2 separate regions of the Homo sapiens genome follow, and region 1 is linked to region 2. The links are chromatin contacts, found by Hi-C or POLR2A ChIA-PET in ENCODE. All regions are on one chromosome and are shown on one strand. Each heading gives the region's core, a stretch centred on a gene start or an enhancer-like site at or near the end of the contact. The rest is flanking DNA. Distances are from core to core; before and after follow the strand shown.

Region 1 (5,976 bases), core at 1,192-3,691, 68 kb before region 2:
ACTTTCAAAAAGCAGAAAAGTCTCTACCTATCCAACAAAATGCTCTAGAAACTATATAACCACCATTAATAAATAAATATGGCTTGGCTTTTACAAAATGTTTCCCTGAGAGGTTTCCAGATCACTAGAGAAGACAAAGCTTTACTGGGACAAATCATGCGGGGTTGGTGCTGCTGGCACTGCCTGGTTGCTGACTGCCTGGGGCACAAGCAGTGCCTCCGTATCCTGTCACACCTCCGACTCTGCACATGCTGTGTTCCCGCTGCCTCATCCCTCAAGACCCAGTTCAAGCATCTCTTCAATTGTGTGGTGGTTCTGACCTCCCGAAACTGAGCTGGGCATTCTCTTTGTGTCCCCACCACTCCTGTGTATGCTCCAGGCTTGCGGTGGTCTCCCAGGACCATGGTTAATCTGTGTGCTTCCCTCTCTCCCCTGCTGCCTGGGATCCCCAGGAGAGCAGAGAACATGCAGATGTACGCCCTTGGCCAATCACAGTGCCTAGGAAATAGAAGGTATCTGATAAGAGTTTATTTACAAGGTAGTGTTTGCATTTTACAGGGAAAAAAAAAAGAGTTCAGGGCAGCAAGAAGAAAGAAGATGAACAATTCCGACATCCATATCCAGGCAAAATGTAGACAGCCCAGAGATTTCAGAGATTTAGTGGGCACGGTCAGGAAGTGGGGAAGATAAAACAAATCATGTAAGTGGGGCTAATGCAACCTTTTTCTATACTCGTGAAAACCCAAGGACCCAAGCCTTCCCATCTAGTTAAAGACTTTCCTCAGCCTCTCCCCTTGAATCACCGAATCCTAGACTCTCAGACCTAGAAGTAACCAAAGAACTCAATCAATGTATTTCAATCAACACACACCTTATTTCTCTATTATTTATTTATTATTATTTTTTAAGTGTCATCCTGTGTGCCAGGCACTGGAAACTCGAAGAGTAAAGTCCTTTCCTTGTAAAAATGCTGTTTAATGGAAACAGACATTTAGATTATGGTATGAGAATTAACTTCTAATTCAACATGGTACCTGGCCCTTCCTGAGATGACCTTCAAAAGATACTGAATTAAAAATAAATAAATAAATAAATAAATAAGTGGGGTGAGGTATTTTAAGCCACAGTGATGAAAAGATGGAAGGGATGCCATTAGCTAACTAGAGGTTCAGGTTTCATAAACTTCCAGAAGCCAGACTAGAGAGGGAATGTGGAGCTGACACAGGAGAAGGGTGCATACCTGGGGGGACCAACTGGCCCTGAGGAAATGCAGAGACTCAGATACGCCAGACAAGTGTTGGGAGGAGTGCACAGCAGCGCTGGGACCAGGGGTCTTCTGTGAAATCCTGTCTACAGAGCAGGTAGCTCCTCTACCTCCCACCCCAGGGCCACATGCAGATCTCCCAGGAGCCAGGCGTTCACCCCAGGCAAAAAATACCGAAAGCTCTTCTGATACAAATTGAATCAACCAACAAGAACTAGAGCCGCTAACGCACAGTCTGGCATTCAGAGGCCTCCAGAATGCCAGCTGATTCTGTCCTGAGCACCCCAAAAGTGACACCTGCCAGACACCAGCGCCCCCTGTGGACACAACACTCCCAGTCAACCTTCTCTGCCTCACTCTTAAACACACATGAAAATCCAAGGGTCATGTAGCACTTAAGGAAGGAAACATGAAAACAACATCCAGGAGAAGAAACAGAAGAAAAGACACCAAAGCAATCAGAGAACAACCAGGTATATGTGAAGAAGAAGCACACATCCCCCTCTAATTACCATCCTCAGGAAGACTGAGGGCCACACTCTGTTTCCCAACCAACCCAATCACTGAGCCACTCAACAATCACACAAGAGGAGCTCTCACGGGTGAGCCTGTTGATCTGGCTTTACTGCTGAGGGGCCCCCAGGTAAACTGAAGAGCTGTGCAGAAAGGCTGGGGGTATGAAAGCCGCACGCTCCCCACTTCAGCACACAGGGTCAGCAAGAGTTGCAGTGATGTTCCCACATACAGTCAGTTCAGCTATAACGCTTGTTTTGAAACTGCAAATTTGTACGGACAGATTGACATATTACAGAACAATTTGAATACCTTGTGGGTTTTGTGTGTGCCTGGTGATTTCCTCTGCAAGAAACACAAAAGTAAGTTCAGAAAAATGGTGCCCAACTGACCCCAGCTGCTTGAGAATATACAAAAGGCGCACACACACCAGCCTCAAGCACCTACCACCTACCTCCAGTCACCACACGTGTTAAAAGCCATGTCCTTCCACACATGGTGTCAGAACTTTCCATAGGGCTCCAGGTCTCTGTCCTTCTTCCATTTGGCAGGTCCTCAAGAGCTGCAAGCCTTCCATTGAAAAAACTTTATTTCATTTACCTTTGCACTTTGAGGTAAAATCCCATCTCTACTGCAGTATTTATGTATCTCTTAACCATTTAGCATGTGTAAAACGGTGCTGCCCTTTTTATTAGGTTTTTATCTTTTTAAAAAATGTGTCATTGATGAAGTTTTTGAGAGCTGTTGCCCTAAGCCTGTATTCGTCATAAACCCTGCGGTTTTTATTGCCCAATCTTGCATGGTGCAATAATTTTTAGGAACACATATATCAAGTTATAGTAGAATTGATTATGTGTTTACATTTCTGCCTGCAAGCTACAATTTTCTCCTAGGGGAGAACATGGCGGGAGAGCATGGTGTGCAGATTCTAGTTTAGAAAATATGGTCCACACAACTGAATTTCACACCAGTCACCCCTAGTTCATTGTTTCTGGCTACCCCAAAACGTTCATCACCGGCTTGCCTTTCTCCCTGCACTAAGCTAGAATCTCAAAGAACCAATTGTTGGGTTTTGTTGGTAGCAATCTGTGTATCATCCATTTTTTCCTCCATCAAACACAAAATTAAATTCAAGCATAAATAATGAAATTGTTGTTCCCGGCTTCTGTTTACAGAGTCTCAGGGACGCTGTGGAGCTGGGTGTGCCTGGGTCCAGTCCCTGCCCCCTCACCCACCGGAGCTGTGTGACCTTGGACAGCCTCCCTCACTCCCTGAGCTCCAGTTTCCTCAGCCATAAACAGAGATAACAGTGCTGACTTCAAAGCTGACTTTGTGAGGATTAAATGAGATAATGTAGTAGAGTATTTAGTACTGTGGCTGGCACTTCAGTGTTTTCCCATTTATCTGTTTTTTTCAAGATGAGTGATCTCTTTGCTGATCATAAACATATTCCTCCATCTGTCTTGTGTTATTCGCCTGCATTGAAATCCCATCCCAATCCCCGTCTCTATTTGAAAGTGGAGCTTAAAAATTGCAAAAATGAATAATTGGGATGTGCAAAACCTCTTAACTTGTAGCACCAAGTTTTTTGTCTCATGTTGATCAGTCTCTCTCTTCTTGCATTTCTCTCCCATTAGTTTGGAGTTGCCATTCATTCCTTCATTTATTCATTCACTCAACAAACATTTATGGGTGCCTGGTATCTACTGGCTATGTGACTGACTTAACTTCCCAGAGCCTCAGTTTTCTTGGCAAAATGAAGATAATAATACCTCTATCATAAGGTTGTTGGAAGGCTTTCCATGACACCAGGACCGTAAAGCACCTTTTACACCGTCTGCCATATGGCAGGTGCTCAACAAAGGATATCTTTAAGCAGTATCATCACGATGACAATGGACAAGCCATATCCCTAACAGGGCTTAAACCTGGATAACAAGAACACTGTTTCCACTGCGCTAGTGGGGACAAGCACACACATCGCTGGGAAGATCTGCAAGCCTCCCTCCTCCCACAGACCCAAACATGCTGCTGCAAATGTCTCACTGGCTACAAAACAATGAGTCTGATTACGACCCACAGAAATGAAAAGGCAGCAAACTTGTTTAGGTATGATTCATCATTGTCTGCTGCGGCAATCAGAAGTATTTTGGTTGCTTCTAGGTCAGAATGACCCAGTTGCCACACTTTTTTTCACTGCTAAAGTTCGTAATGAACCTTTAAACAAAAACTAAAGGCGTAAGGAAAGATAACTACTTTGTGGCTTTTGCTCAAAGTGAGGACGTTATCAGCTCTGCCCTTCAGAAGCAAGCCCTGATCAAGGAAACCATTCACACTTGATTTTCTTTATTTTATTGGCCACAATTGAACATAGGTATAATTTTCATGAACCTCCCTCGCTCCAAGACCAGAGCTCCTAGGAAGTTGTCTTTCCCATCTGTTTCCCGGCCCCTACCAGAAATAAGTGCCATGAGAGTGTTGACTGATGAAGGGCTCCTATACGCGGGTTGATTTTCAAGCAGTTAAGAAGCAAGAATTAATGACTCGAATATATGATCTTTGCTAAACTCTTCAGGAATAAATGAACATTTCCCACTTTATTCTTGCTAATGTTGACTCCTTAGCAAAGATAATTTCAACATATTTAATATGGCATATTCAAATGACAGAAAGTACGAAACAATAGTAGAAAGCAGAGAAAAGTATATATAAAGAGAGAAAGCGGTATCATTCACATCTTTAACACCTAATCTAATTGTAATTTTCTTAAATGCATAGAAAAAAGACTGGGAGGAAATACACTAAAATGTTAACAGTGGGTATTTTAAAACAAGAATTAGGCGAGGTGCGGTGGTTCATGCGGTAATCCCAGCACTTTGGGAGGCCGAGACGGGTGGATCACTTCAGGTCAGGAGATCAAGACCAGCCCGGCCAACAGGGCGAAACCCTGTCCCTACTAAAAATACAAAAATTAGCTGGTCATGGTGGCAGGTGCCTATAATCCCAGCTACTTGGGAGGCTGATGCAGGAGAATCGCTTGAACCCGAGATGCCAAGGTTGCAGTGAGCCAAGATGGTGCCACTGTACTCCAGCCTGGATGACAGAGCAAGACTCTATCTCAAAATAATAATAATAATTAATTAATTAATTAAATGTTTAAAAATAAAATAAAAGCAAGAATTATACGCAATTTTTTTTTCTTGTTTCTAATCATCTGTATTTTCTAAATTTTTTACAAATGATCACATGCATTTTTTATAAACAGCTTTTTTGGGGTAAATTATAATCATGAAATTCCGTCAAGCTTGAATCTCTCTGTAGGCTGCACAACGTGGAACAGATGAAAGGAACCAAATGCTGGAGTCGCACCAACCTGGCTCTGCCTATCTCCAGCAGGCAAGTCACTTAACCTCTATACAATTAGTGGTCTGAACTAAACCAGCTCCTTGGCAGCCTAGGCTCTAGCTCAACATCTGCTTGTATGCGTCAAGCAACTACACTCCCACAGTAAACTGGGAACCTACTGGGAGCTAAATAGAAGCAAATATCCCCAGGCCTGGGTGACACTGACTGAGCTGACCTCCAGTACAGGGCCTGAGGCCACTCAGGAAGCAGCCAGGGCACCTGCCCACACCCTCCAAACAGGCCCACCTACCTAGGGAACTCTTTCTCCCTGGCACTAGGCTAGTTTTGGGGGGGTTAATGGAGTTATGGACTGGGATGGGCAGCCTTGTACAAAGGGCTTCTCTGGCCAGAGAGAGCCGGTGTCTGCTCCGCAAACACCAAACTTCCCCACCCTTCCTGGCCAGCCTCAGATCCTATTTCCCCCACACAGCCTTCCCACATTGGCCAACCCTCACTCTAACCCCTTTTTAAAAATTGTGTGTATTAAACTTAAGTAGATACAAAAGAATATTGGTATGTATGTTGCACAGACTCATGATATGATGAACACCATGCACCACATGCAGGTTCTGGTGAAGGTGCACTTCATCATCGTCTTTGAAGTCCCCTTCTTGTCCTCCATCCCTGCCCCCCATTAACTCACATCCTGAATTTTATGTTTATTTTTCCCTTGCTCTTCATGATTTTAACAACATGATGGATTTAATTGTAACTTAATTTTTTTTTTTTTTTTTTTTTGAGACCGAGTCTCGCTCTGTCCTCAGGCTGGAGAGCAGTGGTGCAATCTCAGCTCA
Region 2 (6,333 bases), core at 323-2,822:
AATAGAGCATGTTTTATTTGCCAGACACTTTGCTAGATGATAGAGATACAAAGATTAGAAGCCAGGCATGGGTGTCTCACGCCTATAACTCCAGCACCTTGGGAGGCTGAGGCAGGAGGATTGCTTAAGGTAAGGAGTTCAAAAAATAAAATAAAATAAAACATAAAAAAAAATTAGCCAGGCATGGTGGCATGCACCTGTACTCTCAGCTACTTGGGAGTCTTAGCTGGGAGATCACTTGAGGCCAGGAGTTTGACGCTACAGTGAATTATGACCGTGACACTGCCCTCCAGCCTGGGTGACAGAAAAAAAAAAAAAAAGATTAGAGAAGGCCTCTGACCTCACAGTCTAGTGGGGAACCAGCTTCTTCGGGGATTTTTCCCTGCCTCACCTCGCCCACCTCAGGCTGTGTAGAAACCCCCAGTCTAACCAGTTGTTTCCCTCCAACTCTGTACATACCACGGTGTGTTGCCTTTTTATTTCAAACATGTGCTGGCCTCTGTTCTAATCACAGCAACCTGTATCCATTAATCCATTTAATCCTCACAACAACCTTATCAGGTAAGTATTGTCATTATTTGCATTTTCCAAATAAGGAAACTGAGGCACAGACAGATTAAGTAACTGGCTTAATAAGGTCTTCTAGTTTATACGTAGAGGCAGCCAGGACTTGAAAACACACCTTCTGGCTCCAGCTAAATTAACATGCTCTGTTTACTTATCTGTCCCCACTGAAATTGGAGGTTGAACCCGTGGCATATTCAAACGAATAAGTATCGCCTGTGCCCACCCCAATATCTGACACTATAGGTCAACGATAACTCATTCGTCAAACAGGAAGGAGGAAGGAAGGAAGGAAGGAAGGAAGGAAGGAAGGCAGGCAGGCAGGCAGGCGGGCAGGCAGAGGTAAAACGATTCCACAATGGTGTGGTTGCTCACATTTACTAAGCATCAACACTGACCTGCCTGTAAGATGCGCTAACAGAGCTCACGAATAAATGAAGGCTGGGTGTGGTAGCTCACGCCTATAATCCCAGCACTTGAGAGGCCAAGGTGGGAGGACGGCTTGAGCCCCAGAGTTCAGGACCAGCCGGGGCAATATACTGAGACCCTGTCTCTACTAAAATTAAAATTAAAAATTAGCCAGGCACAGTGGCGCGCGCATGTAGTCCCAGCTACTTGGGAGGCTGAGGTGGAGGATCGCTTGAGCCCGGGAATTCAAGGCTGCAGTGAGCCCTGACCACGCCACTGCACTCCAGCCTGGGCGACCAAAAAAAAAATTAAAATAAAAAAAAGGAATAAATGAACATCTCTGCGGCTCAGAACTTTCAGTTATCACCTCAGAACTTTCAGTTATCACCGTCGAGAATTCCAGGCGACCGCTGGGTTTTCCCGGTTGCCTCTTTTCTCTCACCCCTGTTCCCTTCCTCTGGAATTCGGCTCCACCTCTTCCTTTTCCTTTGCCAGCCTCTCCGTGGATTCCGCGGTCCGGGTTTCCCGGGCGGCAGCCGCCGGGAGAGGATCGGTGCGTGGGAGCGCTCCGGCAGCGGCGGGCATGCGCAGAGGGGGGCGGTGTACTGCGCATGCGGGAAGATGGCGGGCCGGGCGACTTGAGATCCGCGGGTCTCCCTCCTCTTTTTCCGTCTGCGTCGGGAGCTCCCGGGCACGTGAGGCCGTGCCGCGTTTACTGGCGGGCGGGACGGCCTAGCCGGGCGGCGCCTCGGAGGAAGCCGCGGACCCCTTAGGTGCTGGGCCCTTGGAAATCGGCGCGTGGGGGGCGGTGCTCGAGCTGAGCGCGAGAGGGCGGGAGAGCTCGTGGGGTGCGAGGGGAGCAGGACGCCCGGCCGGGCAGCATGAGTCAGCAGCGGCCGGCGAGGAAGTTACCCAGTCTCCTCCTGGACCCGACGGAGGAGACGGTTCGCCGTCGGTGCCGAGACCCCATCAACGTGGAGGGCCTGCTGGTAAGCTCCGGGACGGGACGGGGACGGGCGGTGGTCTCCCAAATCCGGCCCCCTCCTCCCCGCGCCGCCGCCAACCCCGCTGGCCGTCGTCTGGGTCGTCTGCTCCCCCTGGGCCAGGCGCTGCCCATCACGTGCTGCGAACTGCGCTCTCCCGCCTTCTGCTTTCAGCATCTGCTCACAGACGTGGTATCAGTCTTCTAGGCTTTTACATCGGAACTTCAGAGCACTGTTGGAGAAAATTGCTCAACTTTGCATTAGAGAGTCCATGTTTATCTCCTTCTATGGACTCTAGCTGTATCTCTGCAACCTATCATTTGTTTTTCTGCCTCCTCTCCCATCCTTCTGCTCTACTGCAGCCGTTTAAAACCTTGTCCACGCTTTATATTTCCCACGCCACAGCTCCCATTCATCAAATTATCTCCCCACCTGTTTGACAGAGAAAATGGTTAGGAAATTTGGCTCCCTTTCCTGCAAAGGCTGATTTCTTCTCTTGTTCAGGACCAGATGCTGTATTCCCCGCGGTTATCAGGGCCCTCAACAAATGCATTTTCTTTTTCTTTTCTTTCTTTTTTTTCTTTTTTTTTTTTTTTTTTGAGATTGAGTTTTACTTTTGTTCCCCAGGCTGGAGTGCAATGGCGCAATCTCAGCTCACTGCAACCCCCACCTCCCAGGTTCAAGAGATTCTCCTGCTTCAGCCTCCCATGTAGCTGGGATCACAGGCATGCGCCACCACACCCAGCTAATTTTGTATTTTTAGTAGAGACGGGATTTCGCCGTGTTGGCCAGGCTGGTCTCGAACTCCTGACGACCTCAGGTGATCCACCGAGCCCGACCTCTCCCCGTATTTTCAATTTCTCTGCTGCTTTCTTTCTATAACTAGTAGTAATTAAACATTTTCCCAAGTCATTATGCCTGGTTCCCCTACCAAATAGTTTGTGATTATTGCCTCATTTAATTTCTCATTTCTCACAGCAGTGTTTTATAATACTAAAAGATTATTATTCTTGTTTCACGGTTGCCAAAACAGACTTGGAGATGCATGTAACGCCGGCTTGCCTGTGGCTGGATAATAAGTGTAGAAACTTGGGTTGAAGCTCCAAATGTCTAACTCCAGATGATAAATTCTTGACTACTAAAACCGCATTCTAAATCCATCCCCATCTTAAAAGATCTCTCCCTTGATTCCATATCCCCTCCCATCTACTGTCTCTCTTCCTCTTCACAGCTAAACTTTTTTTTTTTTTTTTTTTTTTTGGTGACGAAGTCTTGCTCTGTCACCCAGGCTGGAGTGCAGTGGCCTGATCTCGGTTCACTGCAAGCTCCGCCTCCCGAGTTCACGCCATTTTCCTGCCTCAGCCTCCTGAGTAGCTGGGACTACAGGCACCCGCCACCACGCACGGCTAATTTTTTTTTGTATTTTTAGTAGAGATGGGGTTTCACCGTGTAAGCCAGGATGGTCTCAATCTCCTGACCTCGTGATCCACCCGCCTCAGCCTCCCAAAGTGCTTTCACAGCTAAACTTCTTGAAAAGGTTATTTACACTCACTGTTTCCACTTGATGGCCTCTTATTACCAGCCAACCCACTGCTGGGGACCCCTATCCTAAGCACACTTGTAAGACCATTCTAACCAAGGTCACCGACAAGCTCGTCAATTCCAGCAGCTGTTGTAGTTTTGACTACAACACTCGTGTTAGAAACCCTCCCTTGAGCTTCCTTGACGTTTGATGCTCCATCTGCTTCTCTGGCTTCTCCTTGTCCTCATCCTCTTCCCATTCCTTCATGTTGATTTGTTTTTCTGTTTTTGTTTTTGTCCCCCCCCCCGGTGCAGGATCTCACTCTGTCACCCTGGCTGGAGTGCAGTGGCACATCATGGCTCACTGCAGCCTTACCTCCCAGGCTCAAGTGATCCTTCTGCCTCCAACTCCCAAGTAGCTGAGACCACAGGCACATGCCACCACACCTGGCTAATTATTTTTATTTTTAGAGATGGGAGTCTTCCTATGGGGCCCAGGCTGGTCTTGAACTCCTGGGCTCAAGCAGTCCTCTCACCTCAGCTCCCCAAAGTGCTGGGATTACAGGCGTGAGCCTCTGCAGCTGGCCACATGTTGGTATTATTCAGGGTTCTCTTCTACCGTCTCTACACATTCTTCTTAGGGGAGTTCATTCACTCCTCCCATGACTTCTGTTACCATCTACATTTGATCATTGAACGACTCAGGGATTGGGGCACCAAATCCCATGAAATTCAAAATCTGAATATAACTTTGATTCCCCCAAAACTTTACTGTTTGCTGGAAGCCTTACTGATACCGTAAACAGTTAATTGACACATATTTTGTATTTATATGTATTAGTTACTGTTTTCTTATAGTAAAGTAGCTAAAGAAAAGAAAATGTTATTAAGAAAATCATAAATAAGAGAAAATCCTACTCCTTCGGGGGAATTAGGTCATCGTAAAGGTCTTCATCCTTGTCTTCACACTAAGTGGGCTGATGAACAAGAGTAAGAGGAGGAGCTGGTTTTGCTCTCTAAGGGGTGGCAGCGGGTAAAGAAAATTGGTCTCTAAGTGGACCCACACAATTCAAACCTGTGTTGTTTGAGGGTCAGCTGTATATTGGTACCATCTGTATTGGTGGTCTTAATATTTGAGAACGTGATAAAAACTCTAAGCTCACTGTGGAAAAACCACTTAGTTTGCATGTAGTATCAGCAGATACATCCCTTGAAATCTTAGACATACAGTTCTGGTATTTTCAGTTACCATGTCATAATTCCCAAATCTATAAATCTCCTTCAGGGTTTTCCAGCTGTCTACTAGACCTTCCTACTTAGGTTTCAAACTCCTATTAGTCCCCTCTCATCTGAGGTTTCACTTTTCTTTATTTCAGTTAACCTGTGGTCCCCCAAACTATTAAAATGAAAATTCCAGAAATAATTCATTAGTTTTAAACTGCTTGCCATTCTCAGTAGTGTCATGAAATCTTGAGCTGTCCAGTACCACCCAGCACCTGAATCTTCCTTTGTCCAGAGTTCCCATGCTGTCACTGCGCCCTGCCCTTAGTCGCTTAGTAGCTGTTTCTTGATTCTCAGACCAACTGTCACGGTGCTTGTGTTAAGTAGCCCTTATTTTCTCAGTAATGGCCCCAAAGCACAAAAGTAGTGCTTCCAGTATGCTTCCAGTAGTGCTTCCAGTATGCTGAAGAGAATTGATGAAGTGCTTCCTTTAAGTGAAAAGATCTAAGTTCTTGACTTAGTAAGGAAAGAAAAAAAATCTTATTCTGAGGTCGCTAAGATCTACAGTATAAGATATTTTGAGAGAGAGACCACATTCACATAACTTTCATTGTAGTTTATTGCTATAATTGTTGTATTTTATTATTAGCTGTTAATCTCTTACTATGCCCGATCTATAAATTAAATGTTATCACATGTATGTATGTATACGAAAAAATAGTATATATAGAGATTGGTACTGTTTGCGGTTTTAGGCATCCACTGGGGGTCTTGGAATGTAGCTCCCAGGGATAAGGGTGGACTACTCTATATCCAGAATTGAATTTATTACTCTATTGGTCAGGGCTCTCCAGAGAGACAGACCAATACTAACACAGATTTTGGTACCAGGAATGGTTCTGGGAAACAGAATATTAAAGATGAGTTTCCTTAATTGGGGTTTTTGGAATTGATTCTTTAATCTGATTAGAATCTAAAAATGCCAAGAGCTCTACTTCTAATAGTAGAGAGAGCACTGGAAGTCCATGACACAAACTGTTTATAGATATGCAAAATAAATGCCTTTTTATTCTAATTCACTGCTTATAAGAGGCAAAGAATTTAGTGACGCTATATGTGATATTTTCAAATATTTTTGGGAAAACAAGGATTATAATGACATTGGTTGGTTGCTCCTATTGTCTTTGGACAAAGTGATGAAAGAAAAGGATGAGCTCAGGGATTCAGTTTCATGGCTGGAGTTCCACATAAATGACCTAAAAGTTTCTAAGTGTGCCCTGGGTTAGAATCTTCTATCCTGTAGCCATGGGGCTGAAATTGCTGAAAATCAAACACAAGCCTTCATCATGTAACTGGCCAAATTACAATGGAAGTTGAACTCTTGGCCAGTCATGGTGGCTCATGCCTGTAATCCCAGCACTTCGGGAGGCTGAGGCGGGTGGATCACCTGAGGTCCGGATTTCGAGACCAGCCTGGCTAATGTGGTGAAACCCCGTTTCTACTAAAAATACAAAAAATTAGCCAGGCTTGGTGACGTGCGCCTGTAATCCCAGCTACTCGGGAGGCTGAGGCAGAAGAATCACTTGAACCCAGGAGGTGGAGGTTGCAGTGAGCCGAGATTGTGCCACTGCACTCC

The links. Hi-C counts contacts between places; a loop is a spot of excess contacts on that map. ChIA-PET counts read pairs that join two places held with the same protein, here RNA polymerase II (POLR2A). Pooled maps may share reads with other maps.
Region 1: POLR2A ChIA-PET joins it to region 2 with 5 read pairs in OCI-LY7. The contact joins the promoter of GREB1 here to the promoter of E2F6 in region 2. A Hi-C loop is called at or near these places in 2 of 168 maps with a recorded cell type or tissue (HepG2 and K562) and 3 of 50 pooled maps. POLR2A ChIA-PET finds 5 or more read pairs at or near these places in 7 of 52 experiments (AG04449, Caco-2, HepG2 and 4 more).

Annotation. Positions count from the first base shown.
Region 1 is chr2:11,530,510-11,536,485 of GRCh38, reverse strand. It overlaps GREB1 (growth regulating estrogen receptor binding 1), which reads right to left and starts at 2,441. Exons shown (of 33, transcript NM_014668.4): 1 at 2,232-2,441.
Region 2 is chr2:11,461,400-11,467,732 of GRCh38, reverse strand. It overlaps E2F6 (E2F transcription factor 6), which reads left to right and starts at 1,572. Exons shown (of 7, transcript NM_198256.4): 1 at 1,572-1,961. The coding sequence starts at 1,854. RefSeq lists enhancers at 757-836, 1,264-1,820, 1,821-2,378.